2 separate regions of the Homo sapiens genome follow, and region 1 is linked to region 2. A link is a loop called in an ENCODE intact Hi-C map of the cell type or tissue named here. Cell type or tissue: gastrocnemius medialis. All regions are shown on one strand. Links, peaks and the distances in the headings refer to the core of each region. The heading gives the core; the rest is flanking DNA.

What was found. Peaks named below come from ENCODE experiments on the same cell type or tissue, not always from the same donor. Only the 100,000 strongest peaks of a DNase experiment are listed, where the experiment ranks them.
Region 1: it touches region 2 in a loop (2.6-fold over the local background); 1 of 110 quality-filtered maps calls a loop at or near these places.

What each region holds. Positions count from the first base shown.
Region 1 is chr11:30,431,112-30,436,498 of GRCh38, forward strand. The region is part of intron 4 of MPPED2 (metallophosphoesterase domain containing 2); the gene reads right to left. Among named protein-coding and RNA genes, the nearest start is that of ARL14EP, 110 kb to the left of the region's middle. In gastrocnemius medialis, for the core only: no CTCF peak of the experiment used is centred there; a DNase peak (open chromatin) is centred at 2,944; H3K27ac peaks cover 2,858 bases.
Region 2 is chr11:30,500,295-30,505,681 of GRCh38, forward strand. All of the region lies in intron 3 of MPPED2 (metallophosphoesterase domain containing 2), which reads right to left. Among named protein-coding and RNA genes, the nearest start is that of MPPED2-AS1, 81 kb to the right of the region's middle. In gastrocnemius medialis, for the core only: no CTCF peak of the experiment used is centred there; no DNase peak of the experiment used is centred there; H3K27ac peaks cover 1,663 bases.

The DNA of each region.
Region 1 (5,387 bases), core at 112-5,111, 69 kb before region 2:
AGCTATTCTTTTTGTCATGGATGATGTGGGGCTTTTTTTGCAGCGGGTTGGGGGGGATTCCTAAGCTTTCCTGGATTATTACGATAAAAAGGCAGACTAGAGACCAGCCTCTGTCTCTACATTGAGCCTCTGGCACACAGCGTGTGTGTATTCTCTGTTGGTTCACTGTTGGCTCCACTTAACACTAGGTAGCACTTAACAGTGCAGCTCTGAAGTCAGACCTGTGTCTGAACCAGCTTTAACACCTCCAAAGGTGTGAACTTGAGTAAGCTGCTGCACCTCTCTGAATCTGTTTCCCAATCTGTAAGATGGAGATAATTATATTATCTATGGCAATGACACATTGTTGGGAACATTAAATGAAATAATCCACATAAAGCTCCTAGCAGAGTGCATGGCACATAATAACCCCTAAATAAATGTTGGTTTTATTGTTATTGTAAAGATTAGGAAACAGCATGATACAAAATTGATCAGAATGATAAAGCAGATGGTGGAAACTGCCTGTTTCCTACACTACATTCTAGTTGTATTGGGTCATTACTTTCACTTTCTAGAATCTTCTATAGCCATTGAATTTACTCAACCACGTTTTCTTCTGTGTTGTTTTCTGTTTTGTTTTGTTTTTTTGTTAATGCCTTAAAGGATGATGAAATTATAAATGTTCTATATAATGTGATATTGAAATGACCTGATAATTATTTAGGTCCTCTGTCGCTTACTCAGTGGCATAACTCATAAAAGACAGACTGCATTTTCATTTCAAATTCCACTTTTTTTCAGCCGGGCACGGTGGCTCACGCCTGTAATTCCAGCACTTTGGGAGGCCAAGGTGGGTGGATCACCTGAGGTCAGGAGTTTAAGACCAGTCCGGCCAGTATGGCAAAACCCCATTTCTACTAAAAATACAAAAACTGTGTGGTGGCAGGCACTTGTAATCCTGGCTACTTGGGAGGCTGAAGCATGAGAATTGCTTGAACCCAGGAGGCAGAGGTTTCAAGGAGCCGAGATCGCGCCACTGCCCTCCAGCATGGGGGATAGAGCAGGATTCTGTCTCAAAAAAAAAAAAAAAATCCAATTTATCAATCTCCAGGTAACCTCTCATAGTCAAAACTAAAACCAGGTCAATTGCTTTGTTGTGTCTTAAAGAGATGCTGATGAATTCAAGGAATCTTGAAAACAGAAACATTTCATTTTTCCGATACTCAGTCTTGCTCTTTTCTCTTATTACTAAGCAACTTTGCATGAAAACAGACTCTGTTTTATAAATAGAACATTGTGCAAGGTTTTCTAGAGGTGTCTGCTAAAAATAAAGCAGGTTATAGTTTACTTCTTTATAGCTTTCAAAACAAAACAGCCTAAGCTTGACTAAATTTGCTATATTTCATTTTTGAAAGGTATCTTTATGTGAGCCAGGTCTGATTTCTTGAAATGAAATTCCCCAGAAGTTAGATTTCCTATATTTACACAAGGCATGCCTGTGCAAAGTAATGACACTAGTTTTTTTTTAAAAACATACGCCCTAGAATGAATACAACTTAGTGATGCTATACTTCCACCCTATAAAATACACAATTCTTTTTTGAAAATTGCTTATTTGAAGAGTAAAATAAACATTTTGATGTATATATTTCTAGGTTATCTGCTCACAAATCAACAGCATTACTTTGAAGCTAAAGTACAGGTCCCCAACTTGTGAATTACATTCTAAACTATTTCTAGGTTGCCTGGTTGGAGCTAAAGTGTCATGGTATGGAAACAATGCTAGGTTCCCAGGCAAGTCCCCAGGAGCCAAGCTAACTGATATGATAACATACAATGTTAGAACAATGTGAACGTGGAAAAAAGCCTCTAATCTTCAGCTTTTGATACTAGGCACATGTTTCTCCTTGCACTGTTCTGATGGGGGTCCCCAATCTCCAGTTCGGTGATGGCTCTAGAAGCTGGGTACAGGGACTATGAGTTGGAGAGAGGTGAACCAAGGTTTCCTGGTGTAACTTTTAAGGGTAGTGTTTCTCATACTATGACCAATAAATCTGATTTGCTGAGATTGTTACAGATCAGAAAGGGTTCTATGGTTAAATAAGTTTGAGAAATGTTCCTGCATTTTCCCTCCAATTTTAAGGTATAAAGTGAACATTACCATAGTAAAGATTCTGAGATACCCTGCAGAAAAGAAGCCTGTTTGATGTAATGGATCCTGTTCTAAACATATTGGACCCCCTATAAATTCTGTTTCACTTTTTTAAAATAATGGCTATTCATAAGAGCTAACATTTACATAAAGCTTGCCATGTAGCATGTACTATATGAAACATTACACACAGCATCTCTTTGAGGTGAATGCTGTGATTAACCTTATTTTACAGATGAGGAAACTGAGGCAAAAAGAGGCTAAAGATTTCCAAAGTCACAGGGAGATGTGCTTAACTACCATGCCAGAATAAACCCTGGAAGCCGATCTCCTTGAATGTCACTTTAGGAAACATTATCCAAAGGGCAGGTCCACCCCGTCACTGCTTTCTTTTCTCACATTGGTCCCTCGCTATCATGTCTCAAGCCCATGATTATTCTGAAGCTGTAGTGGGAAATTTTCAAAGGGATAAAAGTTTCTCTCTTTTGCAACAGAGATAGATAGAAAATTCGTTCACATTTCAGAGGAAATCTAGGCTTACTCTATCCTAGTATATTGGTTTCCTATGGCTGCTGTAACAAAACAACCCACATTTATTATCTTATAGTTCTGAAAGTCAGGAGTCCAAAATTAGTCTCACTGTACTAAAACCAAGGTATTGGCAGGGCTGGTTTCTTTTGGAAGCTCTGAGGGAGAATCTAATTCCTTGCCTTTTACAGCTTCTAGAGGCTTCCCACATTCCTTGGCTCCTGGCCCTAAATTACTCTGACTTCTGCTTCTGTGGCCACAACTCTCACTCTGACCCTCCAGCCTCCCGGTTGTGGGGACCCATGTGATTACACTGAGCCCTCTCCACTAATCCAAGATAATCTTCCCATCTCATGACCCTTAATTTAATCACACCTGCAAAATCCTCTCTTCCATGTAAGGTAACATTCACATATTTCTGGGATTAGGATGTGGACATCTTTAGGGCAGGGTCATTATGCTGCCTACCACATTGGCATGTCACTACTGATGAGCTGAAGAGGAGGTGGGCAGGGATCCAGAATTCGCAGGGGAAGGGGGAAGAGACAAGGTCATGGGGCATATCCCTTCCTCACTTGCCCCTCTTACCATCACCAGCTCATCCACAATAGCCCCTGAACAGCAGAGGTGAGATAAAAAGAGGAGTGCAGGGCTGTAATTCTCAAACCATGGTGTGTTTACCCCCAGGAAGTAACAACTGGATCCACAGATCATCCTGGTTTATCATCCTGGAGCAATAATTTTCATTTAAGATATTGAGAATTTTCTAATTTAAATCACAATTTTCATATTAATACAAGCTTGTGCATTTCCAGTTCTGCATAAAAACATTTAAAAGCTCTTCCTAGTTGCCAGAGTACACGGAGATAACACAGTCTAACTCCAATAATAATAGTGATATTTAAATAAATTGATACCTATGAAATGCTTAGATCAACCTGGCACATAAGAAGCTCTCAGTAAGTGATACCTTTCCGTTTTGTTGCTATTCACCATCACTGAAACAATTGTACAGTTATCTGCTGGGTACTTTCAATGCATTAGCTTCACAAGAACTCTGGAAGATATAAAGTGCTAATTTTTTTTTTTCAGTTTTACAGACGATCGAATGAGGAAAGGTCCACAGTGTTTAATCACTCGATTAGGGTCATGCATCTGACTGGTAAAGTTGAGATCCAAACTCAGATTTGGTTGCCTTCAGAATCCCCAGTTTCAATATTTCTTCTTCTCCTTCAAATTTGCTACCCAAGTTTCTCTGGGGCCAGGACAATGTGTCAGAATCATGAGTTAAACCAGAATTAGCATAGTTTGCGAGTGCATTCCTAACAGGCCCTTGTTTGTATGCTTTCTGAGTTATTAGTTCTGCAAAGAACACATTTCTTACTTCCTTATTTTGCCAGTGTTTTAGAAGGCGAGGGACCAGAATTCTGTTCTCTGGAAAGTGGGTTATAACTGCATGGTATCCCATTCTCCCCAGTCCCCTCTACTCTTTATCTGGTGACACACCATCTCTTATGTGAAATGTCTGCTAGCCAGTCAAATATCTTCTTCTTAAAGCCTTTTAACAAGCACACTATCAAAAGTGGTGCTGTCTGCCTTTTTCAATAAACGGAAATTTCCAAAAGTCAGGTTTTTACTGGCTTTCCCTGAAACAGAAAACTCTGAACCAGTGGCAGTGACACTCGATCACAGTGGCTATACATTTGGAAGCATATCTAATACACACACAAAATCTATGCTCCTTCTGAGGACTCTGGCTAAGCATACTGCAGTGAGAAGGAGAGAAAACTGTGTTTCAAAATCTCACAAAGTTGAAGAGCAGGAAGTTTTGTGAGTCCAAGAGCAGTGACAGACACTGGACCAACAAAGCCTGACCACCCATCATTCACATCCCTTCCCTAGACTGGAATCTCTCCCAGTTTTGTGAGCTGGCAGGAACTGTGGACTGGAATTTCCAGCTCTGCCTCTACCAACCACTGTCAACTCTGCCCCCAAACCCCAACCTCATGTCAATCTGTGTGCAATGAAATCAGTAAGTGGCAGAGCTGGGATTTGGTCTCAGGTCAGCCTGTCTATAAACCTCATGTTTTTTTCCCCCTAACAAGCTACAGGGCAAAGGAGATGAGGAAAACATGCTCAGCATAGCATAGGAGAGATGCTAAGATCAGGAACCAAGAGACCTGGGTTTGCAACCTCAGTAGTGTCACCTGAAGTAAGCTTCTAAACTCCTTTATGCGGTGTTCCTTCCTCTGGCTATTAGTGTTAAAGTTTAGCATCTTTTTTTTTTTTTTTTTTTTTTTTACTAACTGAGAATGTAATCTGCCAACCTGAGATAAGAGAGCTTAGTATTTTAGTATTTGAATTACTTAATTTTCTTTAGAGTCTGTAAACTCTCTAAACTGTAAACCGCCAGAGGGGAGGCATTTTTGCTTTTGCTGTATCTCCAATAGTCCCTGCCACTTATTGAGTACTTGATAAATATTTATGGAATGTAAGAACCAAGTCTGGAAAAGTAGCATCCTGTAATGCAATGTTTCTCAAACTTTAGACATCAGTCACTTGAAGCCACTCCAAGGTTCTGTGGCTATAGGATGGAGCCAAAGAACTTGCACTTCTAACAAGGTCTCAAGAGATGCAGATGCTGCAGTCTTGGGACCAGAGTTTAAGAAGCACTGTTGCCGGGGTTAAGAGCCAGAGTCTAAGGCAACCCTCCTGAATTCAAATC
Region 2 (5,387 bases), core at 145-5,144:
TTTCCTCTCCTCTCTCTTCTTCCTCAGCTTCCTTTGCATCCTATCTCATCTGCATGCTTATTCCATGACACTCTCCTTATTCATCTTTACTTCTATGGGCAGTATGTAATAGTTTCTTACTGTGCTTCTCACATTTCTATTCCTAATGATTCGATTTTAAAACTATTACAATTTAAACTGTGGACGCAGCATGGGGATAAGAATGGGGACTCTGTAGTCTCTGCTACATGTTAGCTGTATGACCTTGGAGATTCCTTATGTTCTCTAAAGTGTGCTAGCAAAATGGGGATAATAACACCTACCTCATGAGTTTTGGCAAAGATAAAATGAAATTTAGCCTCTAAAGCACATGCATGGTGCAGAGTAAACCATCAGTGCACGTTCACTATTATTACTCCATTTTTGAGTTTTGCTTTTGCATGTGACTTGTATCCCCATAGACTTGAAGACATGGATCATGGCTTGTTGTTCCTTATTGACCCAAAGTACCTAGTCCCGTATCTTCAAAATGGCAGACACACAACTCAGATTTGTTGAGTAAGTGAAGGAACGAATGAACCTCCACAAGACTTCCTGGTAACTTCCATAGAATTCCAGGAACTCGGGTTGTCATCTTGGGCTATGGTAAGGTTTAAGCCAATGTCACATTTTCTTCCAACTTTAAGCCCGCATGAAGTGTCCTGTTCCTTCTCCCCAACATCCAGTCTAGCCGACTAATCTCCAACTCTTTTTAAACTACAGTTTTCTCAGATATAAATAGGGTAAAAATAAAATACTGCTTCTAAAGTATGGTGAGGATTAAACAACATCCTGCATATAAACAACCTGCACAGTTTCTGACACTCTATATTCACTCAACAGACATTAGCTGTGTTGTTATGTTATTGTCATGACCATCTTTCCCAATCGCCATCAATAAATCATTGGTTTATCCACAAATTGGACCACTCCCTGATGCCAGGCACAATGTCACTACTCTCAAAGCAAAGCATCTGAAGACGAAAAAGAACATTTTGATTTTTCTCATGGCAGAAACTGGCATGTTCCAACATGTCTTTCAAACTAACAAAAGTATTATTAGGGCCAATAAGCATTTGGATCTAAAAGTGAAGGTCAGTGCGGCTATGAGGTCTCCAACCTGCACACAATGCAAACACAGCACCTCTGTTGAGATAATCCTAACCTCGCACAATGTATTCCCTTAACACACAACTTTTTGCCTCCTTCTCTCATCCAGATATCTCTGTCTTCCAGTATTTATCAAATACCAAAAAATGTGCCGAGTGGCCTCTCATTCATGAATGATTAGTATAACCTGTAATAGATAGCATCCAGACTGTTTCTCTCAAGAGTGACTACTCATGCAGAATATCCAGAATTTCTTCTTAGAATCAGGTGGGGTTATTCTTCTATGAGCATGCAGCAAGGAATAGATGAAAAGTTTAAGATCTCCAGCTATGCACATGTCTGATGAACTCTATAACAATGTTAAAACAAACACATAGCAACTTATGTCAAAGTCAGCATAACTCCCTTATAAAACTCTGGACATTTAACATGCCACTTATAATGGCTCTGATGAATCACAACACATGAACCCCTAAGGGTCCTCCAAGACAATCTAGTGGTTTGAAGCTGTGCTCCGTGAAGCCTCCCCAGGGATGGAGAAGGGCAGAGGGGAACGACCTTCTCTGAGGTTCACCAGAGCAGCTATGCTTTCCTTGATTTTACCATCTGGGGAAAGATTTCATCATTCTAAGAAAGTTAACCCTGGCTTAAAAAAATTAAGAGGAAACCACTGATTCATGCAATTCCATTTTATGGATGAAGAAACTGAGTGCCAGAGAGGTGCTGCCACTTACTAAGTGCAGTCACAGGCCACAAGTGGGGCCAGAATCTAGCTCTTTGGCTCCCAGACCAGTAGTTTTCAGATGACCCCACATATGTGACAACTTGATAAAGTTTGACTTAAGGCCTACTCATACATGAATCCTCCTCATGCCATTATCCATCTATAGTAACCTTTTATCTAATATTAAGCATTTATGGCCCTTTTAGTTTGTACCCACGAAACAGAACTCTCCATTCTAGATGCTTCTCTGGCTATATCACAGACTTCTCCTGTATGGGAAATAAAGCAGTGTCAGCCTCATGCTGTAACAATTAAAACACATCCTGGCTTAATTAAAACATTCCCCGAATGCTACTGCAGCTGTTGGTACAATTTCTTATCTACAGGCTCCCAGGAGAATGTGGGAGCCTACCCAGTGAAGAGAAGGCCAACTTTATGTGAGGTCCCAGAATCTAAAAACTTGTTGCTACAATTATGAGGATGAGATTTTGATAGGAAAATGGAGGTCTGAGGTAATAAATTCAAACACCTACATGGACTAGGGAGGTAAAGAAACAATGTGAATTGAGCTGAACTAGGTGGAAGATAATAGAGAACAATGAGGGGACTGGGGGCACATGTGCATCAGCATTTTAAAATAAACATATATAAGCACTGCTCTGGCCAAACGTGATCTCCTCTCTAGCTTGCCCCTCTCCCTCAATACAAGTTAATGTTCCTCAAAAATAAGTATCAAACAACTGCAATCAGGTTTTCTGCTATAAATCATTATAGAATGAATTCCTCTAGAAAATTCAAGTTTAGGTCAAACCAAAATCCAAGGTCAATTCCAGAACATTTACTTTTCCCAGGAATCTGCCTGTGATATGGTTTGGCTGTGTCCCCATCCAAATCTCATCTTGAATTGTAGCTCCTGTTATCCCCACGTGTTGTGGGAAGGATCTGGTGGGAGGTAATTGAATCATGAGGGTGGTTATCCTCATGCTGGTCTCATGATAGTAAGTTCTCACGAGATTTGATGGTTTTATAAGGGGCTTTACCTCCTTTTGCTCAGCACTTCTGCTTGCTGCCGCCATGTGAAGAAAGACGTGTAGGCTTCCCCTTCCGCCATGATTATAAGTTTCCTAAGGCCTACCCAGCCTTGCTGAACTATGAGTCAATTAAACCTCTCTCCTTTATAAATTACCCAGTCTCAGGTATATCTTTAGTAACAGCATGAGAACAGACTAATACAGCCTGCCAACTTTCAGAAGACAACTCTTGCCTCATACTCTTCATTCCCCATGAACAGGGAATATGGAAAACAGGGTCGATCACAATCATCAGGTCGTGGTTAACACCAAATATCCTTTCTCCACACCCTTTTTTTTAAAATCAGAGATCTGGTCAGCAAGGCTAATTGATTACTATCTCCTATTTACTCCTGCTAAAACCAAGAGAAAAACCCCAGCATTCAGCAGTAGTTCTTTGTGAAAGAGAGCCTCCAAAAGCAAACATGGCTTGTCATTTTCCTGTATAAAAGAAAACCTAGTTCCATAAAGCTGACATATTTTAAGACTGCCAATCCCTATGCCCTCTCCCCTCTATTCTCCCATATTATAGATTTTTAAAATATATAAGGAAACCAAAAATGTCTGGGGCATAGCACTCACAGTCAGTAAAGCTCATTCTATAGCAGGAGGAAAAACAACAGAGATGACAGGACAGAAGAAGAACTTGCTATGGCTCCCAGGTGCCCAGGAAAATCAAATTCACAGGGCACAGCCTTCAGGCTCACTTTCCCTTGGTAATGTGCTAGAAAAAAAAGCTAACTTGTTGGGATTTAAAAGAATCAAACAAATATATAGTCAGACCTGTTATCACAGGACTGTTTCTAAATAAGAGATATACAACAATTTGATCACATTTCTGAAACCTGCCTGCAATGGGGCAGTGCCAGATGCCTGTTTTAAAACCCTGTTCCCTAATGCCAGTGATATAAAGTTACTTTGTTTCACCCAAGGCACACAGAAGGAGGAAATTTTTCCTATTTAAAATTATTATTATATGTTTAATATTGTAACTCCAGCAGGAACAGGGAAAATGTTAAAACTTTTGAAGCCTCTCTATTTCACTGAGGAATGAATAAGAATAACCTGGGCTTGAAAACTGGCCAAGCAGAAAATTCTGCAGGAAGATGAAAGGAAAAAAGTAATACCAACTGCTAGGAGCATGGAAGAACTATGAGGCTCAGGATGGGCTAAGGAGACATTTCATCTAAATTCCTTCCTTGGCAATTACTGGGGGCTGATAGCAGAGAAGGCCTGAGTCCAGCCTGGAGGTGGGGAGGGGGTTCTATAAGCTATGAGGAGGCAGAGCCAACTTTTTGCTGCTGTACCCCTGGCACCTAGAAGAATGCTTAGCACTTAGTTGGTACCCACTGCATACTCCAGAAATCCCCCTTGGCTCCACAGTTTGCACTCACTTGACTCAGCTACAAAACCACCAGAAACATTCAGTCAGGGCAAGCTCTGTCTCTGACCTCAGTCTGTCCCCCGTCAGGCTCCATTAATTTTCACAAGTCCTGACAGCTCTAACGTTAATACTCACACTTGCTGATGGAGCCACACAGCAGGTTCAGACTGCTACCTTCTCCTCTGAAACTCATGCATTAGGGTTTCTTCCATGCTTGCAATGGGAAACCAGGTCTAAGAAATATTAAACACAGAAAACTATATTACAATAATGTCAGGGCTGAGCCAGAAACCCAGGAGAAGGCAGGGGATGCGGAGTGAAAGCCCGGTGGTCCACTGCAGGAATGAGCACCAGTGTAAGACACCACAGCGGAAATGCTCCCTCCTCCGCTTCAGCCTCCTCCATAAAGAGAATCCCAAGGCACCAGGAGATGTGATAAACCTTAGTCCACACAAAGAAGACAAAAGTCCACTCCCCATCCCTTACAGTAGTCACTACTGCATTGCACTGATGGCAGGTAACAACTGACAAGTGCAAATGATGGGGAAGCAGGCCATTAATATCCACAATTTTTAGACCACGAAAACTGCCCAGAGATTTTATTGCTGCTCAGCAACTCCTTATTTGTAAGCATTCTTGCCTCAACCATGGCCTTATTCCAACACAACTTTTTGTGACCTAAACACACACACGTACACACTCGCACATACTCATTCACGCTTATATATATTTTTAAGACAACCACAAGGTAGTAGAAATGAATGACACTATCCTCCTTGCTTCCCAACCGAGTATCTCTAAGTTGCCACCCAAATCAACATGGCATGTTCTAAATGGGAATCCCTAGTGGTAACCGTCCACCTAAATGCAACTCCAATTATATTCCAGTATTGCCATCTGGCTGGACAAAAGAATCATAAGGTAGACTCTTCCACTGTTTATTTTATCCAAACTTTCCTTTACAAATGAGGGTCTTGGCTTATAAAGAAAGATTTATACAACAAATTCGATCTGAACAATCAGACTAGCTTCTAAAGACCCTTCAATCTACTTCCTCAAGCATTAGAAAACCGCATCCAAA